Linked DNA regions of Homo sapiens: region 2 is linked to region 1. A link is a loop called in an ENCODE intact Hi-C map of the cell type or tissue named here. Cell type or tissue: MCF 10A. All regions are shown on one strand.

Region 1 (8,000 bases):
GGGGAGCAAAAAGAGGCAACTCATCTGGCAACCTGCTCCAGACCAAATTCCCGGAGGGGAAAAATCAATGGACACATCTAGGCAAATATGAAGGAAGCTTGGGGCTAGTTGTTTTCTTCACCCTGTAAAACCTAAGGGAGCTGAGAGCCTCCAGAAAAAGATCATGCCCTGTCTGATGGTATAACCACCCAATCTGTTCACCTTGCCCGCTGCCTAGACAGAGCCAATTTACCAAGACAGGGGGATTTCAATAGAGAAAGAGTAATTCATGCAGAGCCAGCTGTGCAGGAGACCAGAGTTTTATTATTACTGAAATTAGTCTCCCTGAGCATTCTGGGATTAGAGTTTTTAAAGATAATTTGGCGAGTAGGGGTAGGGTAAGTGGGGAGTGCCGTTTGATCAGGTAGGAGATGGAATCATAGCGGATCAAAGTGAGTTTCTCTTGCCGTCCTCTGCTCCTGGATAGATGTGGCAGAACTGGTCGAGCCAGATTACCAGTCTGGGTGGTGTCAGCTGATCCATCAAGTGCAGGGTCTGCAAAATATCTCAAGCACTGATCTTTGGTTTTACAGTAGTGATGTTATCTCCAGGAGCAATGTGGGGAGGTTCAGACTCTTGGAGCCAGAGGCTGCATGACTCCTAAACTGTAATTTCTAAACTTGTAGCTAATTTGTCAGTCCTGCAAAGGCAGACTGGTCCCCAGGCAAGAAGGGGGTCTTTTCAGAAAAGGGCTGTTATTAATTTTGTTTTAAAGTCAAACCATGAACTGAATTTCTTCTTAAAGTTAGTTTGGCCTATGCCCAGGAATGAACAAGGACAGCTTAAAGGTTAGAAGCAAGATGGAGTTGCTTAGGTCTAATTTCTTTCACTGTCATAATTTCTTCAGTTGTAATTTTGCAAAGGTGGTTTCAATAAGAAGAAAGACAGGTGGATGAACCTGAAATACCGCTCCTAGTCCCTCACTTCTGAGCAGAGTGTGCTGTGGATCCAGACACTGGTGTGTTCCCTGGGAAGGGGCAAAGAGGTGCTGAGATTACCAGCAGGCTCCCTGAGGCCTGGGCTGGAGAGATGTCAAGGACTGCAAAATTGTGGGCAAATGGCAGGACTTCAGCTATGGGTGCCATCGTGATATCCAACACCACAAGGTACAACTAATCAGTAGCGCTTCAAAGGACACCAGACCTGGAGCAGGAACCAGGGAGTTCCCAAAAGGACTGACGCCCACCCATGTGGAGTAGAGGTCCCTCAATTCCCTGTCCCCAAGAGGCCCCTTGAACGGGGGAAAGAAATTTGAAGATGGAACATTGACCTGAATGAGACTGTGTGGATTGAAATGGAATGAAATAATGTGAATTGGCACGTGTGTCACCCTGCTCACCTTGGCATGTGTGTCACCCTGCTCACCACCCGTGCCATAGGGTCCTCATGACCAGAGTTAGGCCTGTCAAGCTAAATAACAAACAGAAAGAGACCCTTCAAAGATAATAAGCTTATTTGGGTGTGCACAGAAGATTTGCAAATCTGGGATATGCAGGCTTTGGAGACCGTAGGCACATCCAAAGTGGCTGAGGCAGGGGGAAGTGTTTAAAGGCAAAAGGGAGAAGTATACATCATTTGTTTTCAAACAGAGAATGTTGGTTACAGGGGATCATCACAGGAGTTGACACTGGTTCATTCGTGGAGACAGTGTGTCAGGCAAGTGTTCTTGTGCATTCTGCTTGCTGTCCTTGTGACTCATGTAGCAAGCTGCACTTTAGGAAGTTCTTGGCAGAAGTTCTTGTTACAGGCGTATGTGCATGAGAGTCCTTCAGAAAGTCTTTGTAACAGCGTATGTCCACCGGGGCCTGTCGGGGGGTGGGGGGCTGGGTGGGGGATAGCATTAGGAGAAATACCTAATATAAATGACGAGTTGATGGGTGAAGCAAGCCAACATGGCACATGTATACCTATGCATCAAACCTGCACGTTGTGCACATGTACCCTAGAACTTAAAGTATAAAAAAAAACCAACAAAAGTGGATGTCAGCAACTTCATGTTAAACATCTGTGTTACATTTCCATAGTAGAATGCCTAACATATACATTATAAACCATCATGAATCAAAACTGTAAAAAATAAAAACTTACAAAAAAAATAATGTGTGTCAACTTGACTAGGCAAGGGTGTGCAGTTGTCTGGTTAAACACTAGTCTAGGCATTGCCATGAAGATATTTTGTAGATGTGGTTAACATCTTTAAGCAGTTGACGCTAAGTAAAGCAGGCTACCCTTGATAATGTCGATAGGTCTTATCCAATCAGTTAAAGGTCTTAAGAACAAAGACGAAGGTTTCCCAGAGTAGAAGGAATTTACCTCCAGGCTGAAACATAGGTGTCTTTCCTGAGTTCCAGCCTGCTAGCCTGCCCTACAAATTTCAGACTCAAGACTACAACAATAACTCTTGCCTGAGTTTCTAACTTGGCATCCTGCCTTACAGATTTCAGATTTATCATCCCTCACAATTGTGTAAGCCAATTCTCTTTCTTTCTCTCTCTCTCTCTCTCTCTGTGTGTGTATGTGTGTGTGTGTGTATGTGTGTATGTGGGTTCTGTTTCTCTGGAGAGCCCTGATTGATACACTTGGCAGTATCTATCAAGTTGCAAACTCACATACCCTTCGAACTAGGAATTCTACACTAGGAATTCCACCCTCAGATGTACTCATGCATAAGTGAAATTATGCATACACAAGATTCTGTAGTACTGAAGAAATAATTAAATGCCCTTTACTGAAGTATTTAAAAATTATGGTATACACATAGCTAGAATAATTTGCAACCATAAACAAAAAAAAGCTTCCTGTATTCTTTTATAGAATCTCATCCAAGATAATATTAAGTGAAACCAAGATACAGAATTGAGTATATGGATACTACCATTCATATAGAAGGAGGAAGGAGCAAGGGTATTGTATACACAACACACACACACATACACACGTATTCTCTGGAAGAATACATAAGGAATTGGTAATATTGGGTAATATTGATTCTGGAGAATAAGAATATATTTTTGTAACTTTAGAGCTTGGTACCATATATCATGAAAACAAATCAATTGTGAGTGGAATTAAAAGGCACACCACATAACATTTATAAGGAAAGGATGCAGAATCCTGGGTGGCTGCTCACATTACAATGAGTCTTCCTCAGTAGTGCTCTCAGGTTTGTGATTGTTCTGCCCCCTAGAGGCGGCTTTGAGAAGTGCTTGAGATGAACGTCTCTGTGACTCCCTCATCAGCAGGCTCAGCTTAGCCTAGGAGCACAGGCCTGAAGTGGGTGCTCACAGGATGGTTTTCCTCTGCCTACTTGCCTTCATTTCATCTGGCAACAGTGGTTCCGGTAATGTTGGCAGTCAGTGGCTATCACGGTGGGAAGAATCAGAACTTGAATAAACCACAGCGCTACTATGATCCCGTTCTTAGTGGCAGAATCACACACAATAAAAGAGAATTTGAGGTCTTCAATCACTAATGAAATACCAAGACCTCTTTATTACTCAATTTGGGTCAAAAAATATCAGCTAGAAAAGGAAGTTGGGAATGATTATTCACGTTTATGAGTGTAGCCTCTGACATATAAATGAATTACATACTAATCATGAGGTTGGATTTTAAATCTTGGCATACTCAAAATGTACAGAAAAGACATGTTTTCACTGCAGGCTGCAGCTGAATAATGAAATATGAAAACTACATTTTTGAACTATTTAATTTTTTGAAATTTAAACATATAATTTAGCAATATAGCATACATATTTCCACCATCACACAATGTTAATGTTTTTCTTATTGGCTTCTAATTTCTTTTTTAATTATTGTTTTATAATAGATCCCTTTTATTGAAAGCTCACTGTTTGCAAAGCAGTCTACATTCATTATCCCATGAAATCCTCAAACAACCCTAAAAGGTAGGTGTCAGTACCACCGCACTTTGTGATTGTACCAGACAATCAGTAATAAGATAGGTAAGAATGGCTATGGGGGAAGTCAGCTGGGTTCTAGTTATAGTCGCATTTCAGAAAATTATTTAACATGCTGACTTTAACAACCTAAGCGTCTTCTCCCTGTGTGCACACAGGGTAGACCTCTGAAGAGTGGCGCTGTAGCTTCTAGGGTAAAGGCTGTGTTAAGTCAAGGCAGGATGACAGTTCAGCTTCCTCCCAGGCTAGTGCAAAGAGCTATTCACTAGGATTAAAGGCCTTCTCTCTCCCAGACTGAATTGCTCACCCCCCAAAACCCCTCCTACAGAAAATTTGGAGTCCTCGTTTATTCCCCGGCAGCCCCTGCCTAATAGGGTGGTGAATTAATTACCAAACATGCAACAAAGGATATCAAAGGTTTGGCGAAAATGGCAACATTTTGGAATAAATGACCGTAATGTGTGCTCTGCCTGCCACCCTAACTGGCGCACATTTTGCAGGTCAGTTGCTTTCCCTATGGCCAAGAGGAGGAAAAGCATCTCTCGGATTTCAGCTTGGAGGAGGAAGAGTTCAGGCTGCCAGAACTGGACTGGCACTTCTGAATATCCCGAGGCAAGGTCCCATAACTTCCTTGGGAAGCTCTGCCGCACCTCCAACCCACCCCACCCCACCCCACCCCACCAGGCTGCTGGAGTCTTGGGACCGCAGACCCCGCGGCCCAAATTCTTCCTCGCAGAGGGGAGGGGAGGGGTGTTCCGGCCGGGCAGGGCGGAAGGGAGGTTTGGGCTGGATTGTGGGATAAGATTGCCCTGGTGACGCGGAGCGGATCTGGACCCGAGCCTAATAAAGGCTGCGTAAATAAAGGTGTAGTTAATAAAGGACGGGATGGGGCGCGCGGTTGCCAGGGGCGCCAGCGTCTCGGGGCTGCCCTAATGGCTCCTGCTCAGTGCGCGGCGCCAGCGCTTGTCTTGTCCCGGCTGCGTCTCTGGGCCCCACGGGCCCCTCCTCACATGGCAACTATTGTGGCTACTAGTCCAGGCGGCTTAGCCTCTGGAGTGGGTCCAGGACCCGCTCCAGCTGACCTCTGACTCCCTGGGGCCAACTTAGCCCTGGTCTTCCCGCTCCTCCGATCTCCCACGCGAATCGCCGCCATGAGCTAACTCCCCACCCCCGGGCAGACCCGGGAGAGCTTTGATTACCTGGGGTCTTCTGCTTCCTCCCAGACGTCAGCTCCGCTTCAGGAATCGACTGAGACTTTGGCTCAGAGTTTGGTTCCATTCTTGGACACGGATTCAGCTGGAGAGCTGCCCCGGGGCCAGAGCAGTTCGCTGCTGCACACTGGGATCTGAATGACAAGCTGACTCGGCACAGAAGTCTCCCAGAGGTGGTTGCAATGCTAGACTGGGATCAGAACCAGGCCCTAGCTCGGCCTCTTTGCCTCAAAAGTAAGTTTCTAACTGTAGATCTAGATCAGGCTGCAGATCATCAGGCATATGAAATACTTGTTCCACCTCTAGATAGAAATCAAAAGCAAGGAACTTTACTGTTTCGCCCAAGAACCGGAAGAAAGATCTAGCTCAGCATCAAAGGCTTGCCAAGGTTGTTGTTGGAACTCCATACCGATTTGTATCAAAACCTCAGCGTCAGAAACAAACTCTGCAGAATGGGTATTTAGATTCAAGTATGGATATACTGTATCTGGGCAGCCTGCCTCCAGAACTCCAGGTGAGCTCAGATGAGCCTCCAGGGCCTCCTGAGCAAGCTGGACTTTCTCAGTTCCATCTAGAGCCTGAAACTCAAAATCCAGAAACCACTGAAGAGATCCAGTCCTCTACTCCAGCAAGAAGCTGCAGCGCAGCTTCCACAGCTCCCTGAGGTGGTAGAACTTTCTTCAACCAAAGCTGGAGGCCCCAGCTCTGCCTTCACAGTCCCTTGAGGGGGTCCACTCTTCAACAGAGCAGAAGGCTCCAGCACAGCAGCTACCTGCCTTTGAAGAGATCCTAGCCCCACTATTGATACATCATGAGGTAAATGTTCCATTGAAAAGTTGGAGTGAAGTTCAGCACTCACACTTGCCCAGTGTCACAATCAAACCTGTGGACGTGGAGCTTACGGTAACTCCAGAGCCAGGTAAGAAACTTACAACAAGCCAGGAACAGGCCCCAGCTCAGCCTCCAGAACACTCCAAAGAGGTGGGCTCTTCCTCAACCCAATTATAGCCCCCAGCTCAGACTCCAGACCCCCCTAAGGAGGTAGAACCTTCTCCAGTCCAGCAGAGTTCCCAGATGAGCCACCAGAGCCCCCTAAGGAGGTTGAACCATCTGCAACCCAGCAGGAAGCCTCAGGTCATCCTCCGAAGTCCACTGAAGAGGTCAGTCCTCCACTGCAGCAGGAGATACCAGCTCAGCCATCAGAGCCACCTGAGAAGGTCAAACCATCTCCAGTCATAAAGCAGCCCCCAACTCAGCTTTTAGAGCCACATTCAAAGTAATTAACTGGTATTATCTGTCCAAGAGATTGGATGGATAGGAAGTTAAACTTCTGGGAGATGCCTCATTATTTGTACCAGTGGCTCCACATTATTTCTTGATTAATTGTGCAGACTGAGAAGCTGACAGCTAGTTTTTCCAATTCAAGAGTCATCATGGGGATGTTCTCAATTGTTGTTAGTGGGACTTGTGTTGTTTCCATGTCGAGATATTGTAATGCCGGTAATTTAAACAGATAATAATCTCCAATAGTTGTCAGAGGATTGTGATTGAGAATTGTTAGTGGTGAAGGTTCGAGATAGAAGCTCTTCTTGCTGTCCCTCCTGCTGCTCCCTTGCATAGCACCAGTGCTGGAAGTTTCTGAGAGCAGTCTGCAGGTGCTGAACATCATACTTAAACTGGTCAACCCGAAGTTTGGCATTCTGCCTTTTATTAGGGGGCTCCTTGCTGGACAAAATCTCCCGATGTTCTAGATGGCTGAATATCTGGTCTGTGCTTGCTTGGATTTCACCTTCTACTAAGTGCACAGACTGCTTGTCTGCCGTCTCCAGGTGTCCCATGTGAGAATGTATCTCATGGACCTGCTTGTGCGTTTGCTGGTTCAGGGGCTCCATGTCACCGGCCCAGCTGGCCCCAACTCCAGCTCTGGCTTCCTTGGAATATGTCCTCGCAGCCCTGCTTCTAATTTATTTTTTTTAATTAAGATGCATTGGTTTTTTGCTGATCAAAAATTCTGACATATGGCCGGGCGTGGTGGCTCACGCCTGTAATCCCAGCACTTTGGGAGGCCGAGATGGGCGGATCACGAGGTCAGGAGATTGAGACCATCCTGGCTAACACGGTGAAACCCCATCTCTACTAAAAATACAAAAAATCAGCCGGGCATGTTGGCGGGCGTCTGTAGTCCCAGCTACTCGGGAGGCTGAGGCAGGAGAATGGCGTGAACCCGGGAGGCGGAGGTTGCAGTGAGCGAGATCGCACCACTGCACTCCAGCCTGGGCGACAGAGCGAGACTCCGTCTCAAAAAAAAAAAAAAAAAAAATTCTGACATATTACTGACAATTTCAAAAACAGGAAAAGTCTGACAGTATTAGTAGGGTTGACTAAAACAATATGAAATTGACTAAAATAAGTGGACTGTTTTGCAATTAAAAAATTTTAAGTCAATGCAAATATTTATAACTTTTAAGTCTCCTCTAAAAGATAACCAAAGAGCTTATTTAATCCTGTTTTAAATGATGTTAAATTCTTTGCAGATTATTACATAGGATATATTTTAGTAATGATTTAAAGGAGGAAGAAGCAGCCTATTTTATGTTCATTGTAAGTGTTTCTAATAATCATCATTGAATGGTATTAAGTAGCCAGGAGCAGAGATATTGGGGTTATGGTGCTCTGTAAATCAAGTTAATGACATGCCCTTTGATTTTCCAGAACATAAACTCTCATTGCTAATACCCTTCCCTCTGACCATTGTTGTTCATCAAAGTTCTTTCCTAGATGTTGTGTCCTCTACAAACTGTCAGTGATGGTTGTTGCATTCCCCTGGTTC
Region 2 (8,000 bases), 750 kb before region 1:
CGGGAGTTAGACAACACCTAGTTCACATCCCACTTCTATTTGTCATCAGGGCAACTTTCAGCAAATTTCTAAACCCCACTGTTCTCATCGATAGTGGAAAGACTTTTATCCACAGTAATAGAAAGTAAAATGAACTATTTTGACATCGTTTTTAATTTTGAGAGTAAAAAATTTTGAGTTTTCTCAACTACTCTTCTAAGAGGTGTGTCTGCTGTGACTTTCTTATCTAAAGAAGGCACTACTAATCAGTTTATGGAAGCTCTCAGAGGTGGAACTTGGAGGACTTAAAAACCTAATCTATACTGAAAGGAGTAACTGATGTAACATAGCATTTTGTTACACTTATTTATCAAATATAACAAATATTTACTGAGTACTTTCTGCATATTAGGCACTGCGGAAGATATTAAATTAGTCCTTGCCGTTAAAACATTAATATAGGTGGATAAAAAGGCATGCATTCACTCTTGGGTGCAATGTACACTATTTGGGTGATGGATACACTAAAAACCCCATATCACCACTGTGAAATATATCCATGTAACACAGCTACCCTCATACCCCTAAATCTATACACTTAAAAAGCCAATGCATGTAATAATTATACCTCATATTTAATACTTTATGCCAGATGATGCCTATATTGCATTAACTCTCATATCCACTCTAGAAGGTATTCATGATTAAAATCTTTGTACTGTAGATTTTTCATAATTTGAAGAGTGAAGTTTCATAGTCCGCTCAAAGGTGCCCAGCTAACAGGTGAGAGAAGTAGGATTCAAGCCAGGTGTTGTCTAACTCCCAAGACCCCACTCTTAGTGGCTCTCTACCAACTCTTTACAATCAAGGGATGATAGCTAAATGTCACCTGAGAGATGCACACCATTGATGGTGTAATAATCCTCCAATCTGACAGTCAGGCAAGAGCTAATTAGCTTCAGATAAAAACTGTCAGTCTTTTGATGCTGCAAATTCAGATATTTGGACACATCTGGTTAATTCACAGAACTTCTACTTTTCATCCAGATGGCTTGTCATCATAAATGTCATAATATAAACACAACCAAACTTGAACTGCTCAAGCTTTCCTAAATGAACCTCAAAGCACTCATTGCTCTTTCAGAAGTAAAATGTTGATTTTGATATGCTATCATCATCTTTTGTGTGGTGCCCCATAATTAAAAACTTTTGATGCTTCATTTCAGGACTACCAAGCTGGAAAATAGAAAGCTGTATTGATGAGAAATGTGGAAGTTTCTTTCTAAAAAATGGAGACAAGTGAGAAATATCACTGGTGTTACAGTCACCTCTGTAGAGTGGAGCTTCTGTTGATTCAAAGAATGCTGGCCTGCTCTAAGGAGAGTAAGACGGAAAGAGACCCAGACCCCAGTGATGGCAAAACATAACCTTCATAGGAGTAGTAGCAATGAAGTCTGTCCACTAGGTAAATCACAAGACAGAAAAGCTGTAAGATATTTTTAGCTGTTTTAGTGCCTGTGCCTTTCCGTAAAAATCTTAGTATTAATATAAGTTTGTCTATGTCTACACACACACACACACACACACACACACACAAACACAGATGCATGCATATGTGAGAACTGGAATTTGGATAGGAATTGCATTAAATCTATTGATTTGCTTTGAAAACTACCAAGTAAAACAACTTCAGTTATCAGTAAATACCGGTACTTAAGCAACACATACCCACTAACAAATACAGGTATCTGGAGAATGTGTTCCTATTCAGATACTCCACAGATTATATAAGGGTGAGCTCAGGCTTTGTCTCAGGAGTAAGACTGTATCATGATGTCATGTGTAAAGTATTCAGTAACCAATACGTTTTGTTTCCAGGTAGACAGCAATGATATGTAAACAAAATGAGTTTTGTCACTCTTTTTCAGATACCCTTTTTTTTTTTTTTTTTTTTTTTTTTGATACAGAGTCTCAATCTGTCGCCCAGGCTGGAGTGCAGTGGCACGATCTCGGCTCACTGCAACCTCTGCCTCCCAGGTTCAAGCAATTCTCCTGCCTCAGCCTCCCAAGCAGAGTAGCTGGAACTACAAGTGCGCACCACCATGCCTGGCTATTTTTTTTATTTTTGGTAGAGACGGGGTTTCACCATGTTGGCCAGGCTAGTCTCAAACTCCTGACATCGGTGATCTGCCTGCCTTGGCCTCCCAAAATGCTGGAATTACAAGCATCAGCCACTGCACCCGGCCTCAGATACCCTTTTAAGAATTGTAGGCCATACATCTCATGGAAATTGAATGGTAATACCTGCCTGCATTCATACTCTTGTAGAGCTAAGACCAGCATGACTTTTTCTGTCCTCTTACTTCTTTGGAGAGGAAACCGACATCTCAGCTAATAGTCATTTATTTTACACTGATGAATTTTAAGCTTTTATCCAAATTCATCATAATTAGAATCAGATAATAGAGTTCTGTGTGAGGCACCAGTAGCGTCCTTTAGAAAATCAAGCGGATTGTAATTAAGAATTGATGTGATACTTGGCAGAACCACAGAGTCTTCTGGGTCACTTTCTGCATGTTCTCTGTGAAGAGCCTTCACAGGAAGCAGCTGGAGCTCCAAAAGGACATTTGACTGGTAAATTGACTTGATTGATTCAAATTTGATTACATACTGGAAACACATTTAGTTCAAGTTAAGCACATTAATATCTAGCAGTTAGAATAAAGACCCAATTCCTTCTTTGTTATTCATTAATAAAACTTAATTACTTCAACAAAACATTAATGAAGAAAAAATATTGGCTTGCATAATTCATTTGGAAAAATTAATTAATTATTTTATTAAGGGCAGCCTGTTCCACAAAGTAATTACTGAGGCTTTGATGGAGAATTGCTTTATGTTATTTACTTAGTAAGTGGTTGTTTACCTTTTTCATCTGTTATGTATATAACTTTTTCCTCCTAGAGGGAAATTAAATATAACCTGAAGTCATGATGGTAACTATGTACTTATAATTGATAAGATGACTGCATTTTAATATGATGTTTACTAAATTCAACCTGTATTCCAAAGATAGAAGGCTTATTTAGTGGCAATATTCTTCCCAGCTAGATTTTCAACACAGTAGTATTTAACAAATAATGTCCTCATTTAGTAGGTAACTAGAAGTTATAAATGAGGGAAAATAAACTTTAGCGGGTTTGTATCTCAGCTTTCCTTTCAATCAGACAAAGCCATGGTTTGTTAATACTTTAACATAAAAGTGCCAGGAATAAGTATTTCATATGAAAATTATAATAATTAACGTTTTCTGAAATGTAATATCCAGGGCTGTATGAATGAGTAATTAAACATAAAACTGAATCAATAGTTCAGAATCCTTTCTTTCAACTTATTTCCTTTATGAGTTTGAGCTACACGCTAAACCTCATCATAGCTATGTAAAATAGAACTATCAACAGAAAACTTCCTGGTATATACTAATGACTTTAATTGGTTTCACAATTAATACAATGACCAATATTAATATTATTTAAGTTAATTGTTAACATAGTGTTTTAAAATTACTTTTTCATTAAATGCAACTGTGAAAGAGCGAGTCATTTGTTTTAAATTATAAATAGGTGATGAGAAGCTATCCTTCTTTTAGAAGCTAATTCATTATCTGCTGTGAATAAGTGAAAGTATTTCTACATTGCATTGCCTAAAAGAGACTTTCATTCCATTACAGGGTAGATTATTCTGCAGGTAATAGCAAGAACACTTGCATAATAGCAGCATGTTTCATTAAGATAAAAAAAGATAAACCCTGCAGTAGTGGCATTCCAAAATAAATCAGCCCAGCCCTGCGCTGATCAGCATTCGCTTTTTCATTACTATGTGGATATGATGGATATTTTTCAAAGCTTAGTTTAGACAAACTGTTCAGAAAGGAATGAGTTCTCCTGATCAAATGAAAATTAAGGTGAAAATAAATGTCCTTCCTCCCTCCCGCCATGGAAATATGTAAGAATAAGAGACAATTATTTCTCAGAACTGTTAAGTCCTCTCAGGATTTTTCTCCTTCATACATTATGCAGCAACTATTTCAAACTCAGCCTATCTCTGAGGGGTGGAAGATAGAGAAAAATAAATGAAAGAATGCCCGTGAATGTCATTCTTTCTAGAGACAGAAGGCACATATCTGCTTGAGTCTCTTTTTTCTATTATGCCACAGAAGCAGATGGCTCAAACCATTTTTTTAAACATTGGATTTCTCCACTTTATTCATTTCTCAGGTAACCACAGGATGGCAGCATAGGACGATAAATCAAAATTGATTGCTTAATTCAAAAACATCCACCAGCGGTTATTAATCAGACTTCAATCCTTTCCTGCCTAACACATGGAAATGGTGGCAAATTCATTCATGGGGAAAGTGTGTGTGATATTTAGTTCTCCCCGTGTGTGTGGTTGCAATGACACCTCACCAAGAAATTTCTCAATTTTAATCCAGTAAGACGGGCATGACAGAATCTGTCTTTCATGCTGTAGTATCCTGTAGCCTCACAGTTTTATCAATCTGAACACGATTTGTAGTGAGAAATATTATAGCTTTAGAGAAGATGTAAAAGATCTATCCATGACAGCCTTACAGCTTCTTTTTTTAGGAATACCCAGTTTCTCGTCTCTGCTCCCATTTCCTTCATTTATAATGATAAAATTAAAATGTGCAAAAATCCATTCTGATTATATCAAGTTATTTCGGCTCATTAATATAGGATTTTTTATTTCCCCATTATTCACTGCAGAACAGGATATAATTTATTTCAAAGCTGGATGAACTATCCAATTAATTTTAGGTACTTTTCAAAGTTTAAAAATTACAATCTTCTCAAAAATTACTTTGGATTTGAAATATCCATATTCCATATACTTTTTTAACTTTATGCGTATTTCCTGTTTCTTCATGTGGCTACAAATACTTCAAATGTTATTATCTGTCATGCTTAAAAATCCTCACTTAGAACAGTACTTGACCTAAAAAATGTTCCGTATGGAAATGTTTTATAAAGAGTTCCATTTGGGACGTTCTACACATTCTTCCTTTTGAAGAGAAGGGATATAGACATTAGTATCAGCCTTTTAAACCCTGCTATTAATATATGCTAATTTAGAGGATATAAACCAAAATGTTACTATTATTTTTCAGGATCCATAATATCTCACAACAGACATGTTGACATCACAAATACTGAACTTTCAATCTACTTTGTTGTCCACTCAGAATATTTGTTAACCAAAAAACCCCCAAAAAATCCAAAATTCCTGAAAGAATTTTTAACTCTATTTTTAAAGTTTCTCATATATTTTAACTGATGTGAATCATTCCATTTATTTTTAAACAATTTTTGTGAAGATTGTACACCATATAACTTTGACCTAACCATGAAAATGATTGAATTTATCAATATATATTGCCATCTAGTGGCCATTTCTTAAATCACATTTTGGATCTGAAAACGGAGTGGACATTTGCCTCAAAAGTGCCACACTGCAGTGATTACATCCAGAAAGATAATTTTAGAGTAATCTCTGAACTCAAACTAACTTATTATAATTTCATTAAGATAACAGTTCAATTTGTTAGGACCACTTTCTTTAGGAAATCTATTTGATTTTCATTTCCTTTATCCATCTTTTCAAAATTTACTGCATACATCTTAAGGGTAAATAATAATTAACCACTGCTTCTAAGAGGTCTAATGTTAGACTGCCTTTGAACTGCCTACCCATATACATTCCCACTTGGCTGTTTACATGCAATTTAATTTATAAATGTTCTAATCATTTCAATTTGATGATAGTCATACTGCCTTTTACAAGAAATAATAGTTGTAATATCAGCTAATTGCGACTAACTAGAACTAAGCTGGTGGTCAGTTCCAAAAGTGATAAAATATTCCTACTTTAAGCCCTAAATATAGTTACTGTTTCATTAATTTAAAAAATACTTTTTTAAAAGCTATTTGGTGTCCTGTATGCTAGTAAGTAGAAATAAATGATAAACAAGTTTCATTTAACTTCTGCTTCATGGGGCATCTATGGGAAAAAATAAATGGTAAACACATAATTATATGCAGAAATACTTCATTGGAGTATGAGAATCATCTCTATTCATTCAGATACCACCCTCCTTTAACATACTAGGGAAGAGAAGCTTTCACATGTCTACCCACTTCTGCACCAGCAGCTGCTTCTCCAAGTCTATTCCCTGCTGGTCACTGCATAAATCACCCACCACCACCCAATACGGTGTTGCTGCCCCACGAAGAACTCAGTAAATGTGGGAGAATGCACTTTACTGCCTTCCTCCTTTGTGTCTCAAGATTCCAAACCAAAAGACCACAAGGGCACGTAAGATAGTACTAAGTGTTTGGGGGATAAAGAAAAAGGAGTTACAACCTAGAGGAGAAAACTGCATGTTAACCATGATCATTACCATAGTAATAAAAAAACGTTGCCAAGAGTTACATTCTTCAGAGCAGACACCTCTGGATGCACCTCAATTCCTAGCAGTTCCTCCCTGTCCTTGGATCCACGTTTCTCTAAGAAAACTCCTGACTTTTCAAATCTTCCCATAGCAGTCGAGACTGTCCCCCTGGGAGGTATTCAAAGATGCTTCCTTCTTCCTAGTTATTCATCCAGCTGGTAACTATTGAACCCAACAAGCAGATGCATCACACATACATAAACCACACACACACACACACACACACACACACACACACACACACATTATTTTCAAGGGCATAAAGCTTAAATTGACAATAAGAAAAAGACATATTTTCCTAAAACAACCCCTTCCATTGCTCATAGAGGCAGCATCCTTCGTCTCCCAAAGAATAGTGGTGGTTTCCGTTTGTTACTTTTCCTTTTTCTTTTTTTCTTTTTGAGACGAAGTCTTGCCCTGTCGCCCAGGCTGGAGTGCAATGGCGCGATCTCGGCTCACTGCAACCTCCGCCTCCCAGGTTCAAACGATCTCCTGCCTCAGCCTCCTGAGTAGCTGAGATTACAGGTGCCTACCACCACACCCAGCTAATGTTTTGTATTTTTAGTAGAGATGGGGTTTCACCATGTTGGCAAGGGTGGTCTCGAACTCCTGACCTCGTGATCTGCCCACCTCAGCCTCCCAAAGTGCTGGGATTACAGGCATGAGCCACCGAGCCTGGCCTCTTTTTCTTTATTTTTTTAGACAGGGTCTTGCTCTGTGCCCAGGCTGGAATGCAGTGGCACGATCGTAGCTCACTGCAGCTTCTACCTTCTGGGGTCAAACGATCCTCCCACCTCAGCCTCCTGAGTAGCTGAGGTGCTCACAACCACGCCCAACTGGTTTTTTATTTATTATTATTATTTTTTTTTTTTGTAGAAACAGGGACCTGCTATGTTGCCAGGCTAGTCTCAAACCCTTGGCCTCAAGGGATTCTCCTGCCTCAGCCTCCCAAAGTGTTGGGATTACAGGTGTGAGCCACCATGCCTGACCACCTTTTCTTTTTTATAAGCCTATGTTCCAAGGCTTCCTGATATATATAAAACAAATAATAAATTGGGTACATTACAGAGCCATACACCCTTTGACGACTCTCTTAGCTACATAAAGACACAGCAGACATTCTGAAATTAAAATTAATGGGAGGTCTTCCCTTTGCATATAAGGTTAGGTTTATGAACAAGGAATTTTTTATTTTTTTCTTACATAAAAGGGAGTCAGAGTAAGTCTTTTATTCTTCCACTTAGTCTTCTAACCAAGCAACACACCTGGAAGTGAGCGATGGGTAGTGATGGTGATGGTATTGAAGGAAACGGTGGTGAATTTTCTCCAGTTACACAGTTTGAGTAACTGCTCACAGGAAAATAAAACCCAGTATTAAAGGTTTGGAAGACAATAAAGTTAAGATGATTCTTCAACAATTAATACAAATTAGCTTGAATAAAAGACCGTTAAAGAGAATGGGAAGAATTCCAAGTAGAAGAAAAACCGT

Evidence for each region. A loop is a pair of places that touch in the nucleus more often than their neighbours do. Peaks named below come from ENCODE experiments on the same cell type or tissue, not always from the same donor. Only the 100,000 strongest peaks of a DNase experiment are listed, where the experiment ranks them.
Region 2: a loop joins it to region 1, with 7 times the contacts of the local background. A loop is called at or near these places in 8 of 110 quality-filtered maps.

Annotation. Positions count from the first base shown.
Region 1 is chr18:31,719,336-31,727,335 of GRCh38, forward strand. It overlaps a transcript of B4GALT6 not described here, the pseudogene LRRC37A7P and the pseudogene LOC390846. Among named protein-coding and RNA genes, the nearest start is that of SLC25A52, 38 kb to the right of the region's middle. RefSeq lists enhancers at 4,588-5,787, 5,017-5,116, 5,083-5,582. In MCF 10A, a CTCF peak has its summit at 3,223 (motif pointing left); a DNase peak (open chromatin) is centred at 3,216.
Region 2 is chr18:30,966,116-30,974,115 of GRCh38, forward strand. No RefSeq gene overlaps it. Among named protein-coding and RNA genes, the nearest start is that of DSC3, 73 kb to the right of the region's middle. In MCF 10A, CTCF peaks have their summits at 4,268 (motif pointing right) and 5,443 (motif pointing left); a DNase peak (open chromatin) is centred at 4,296.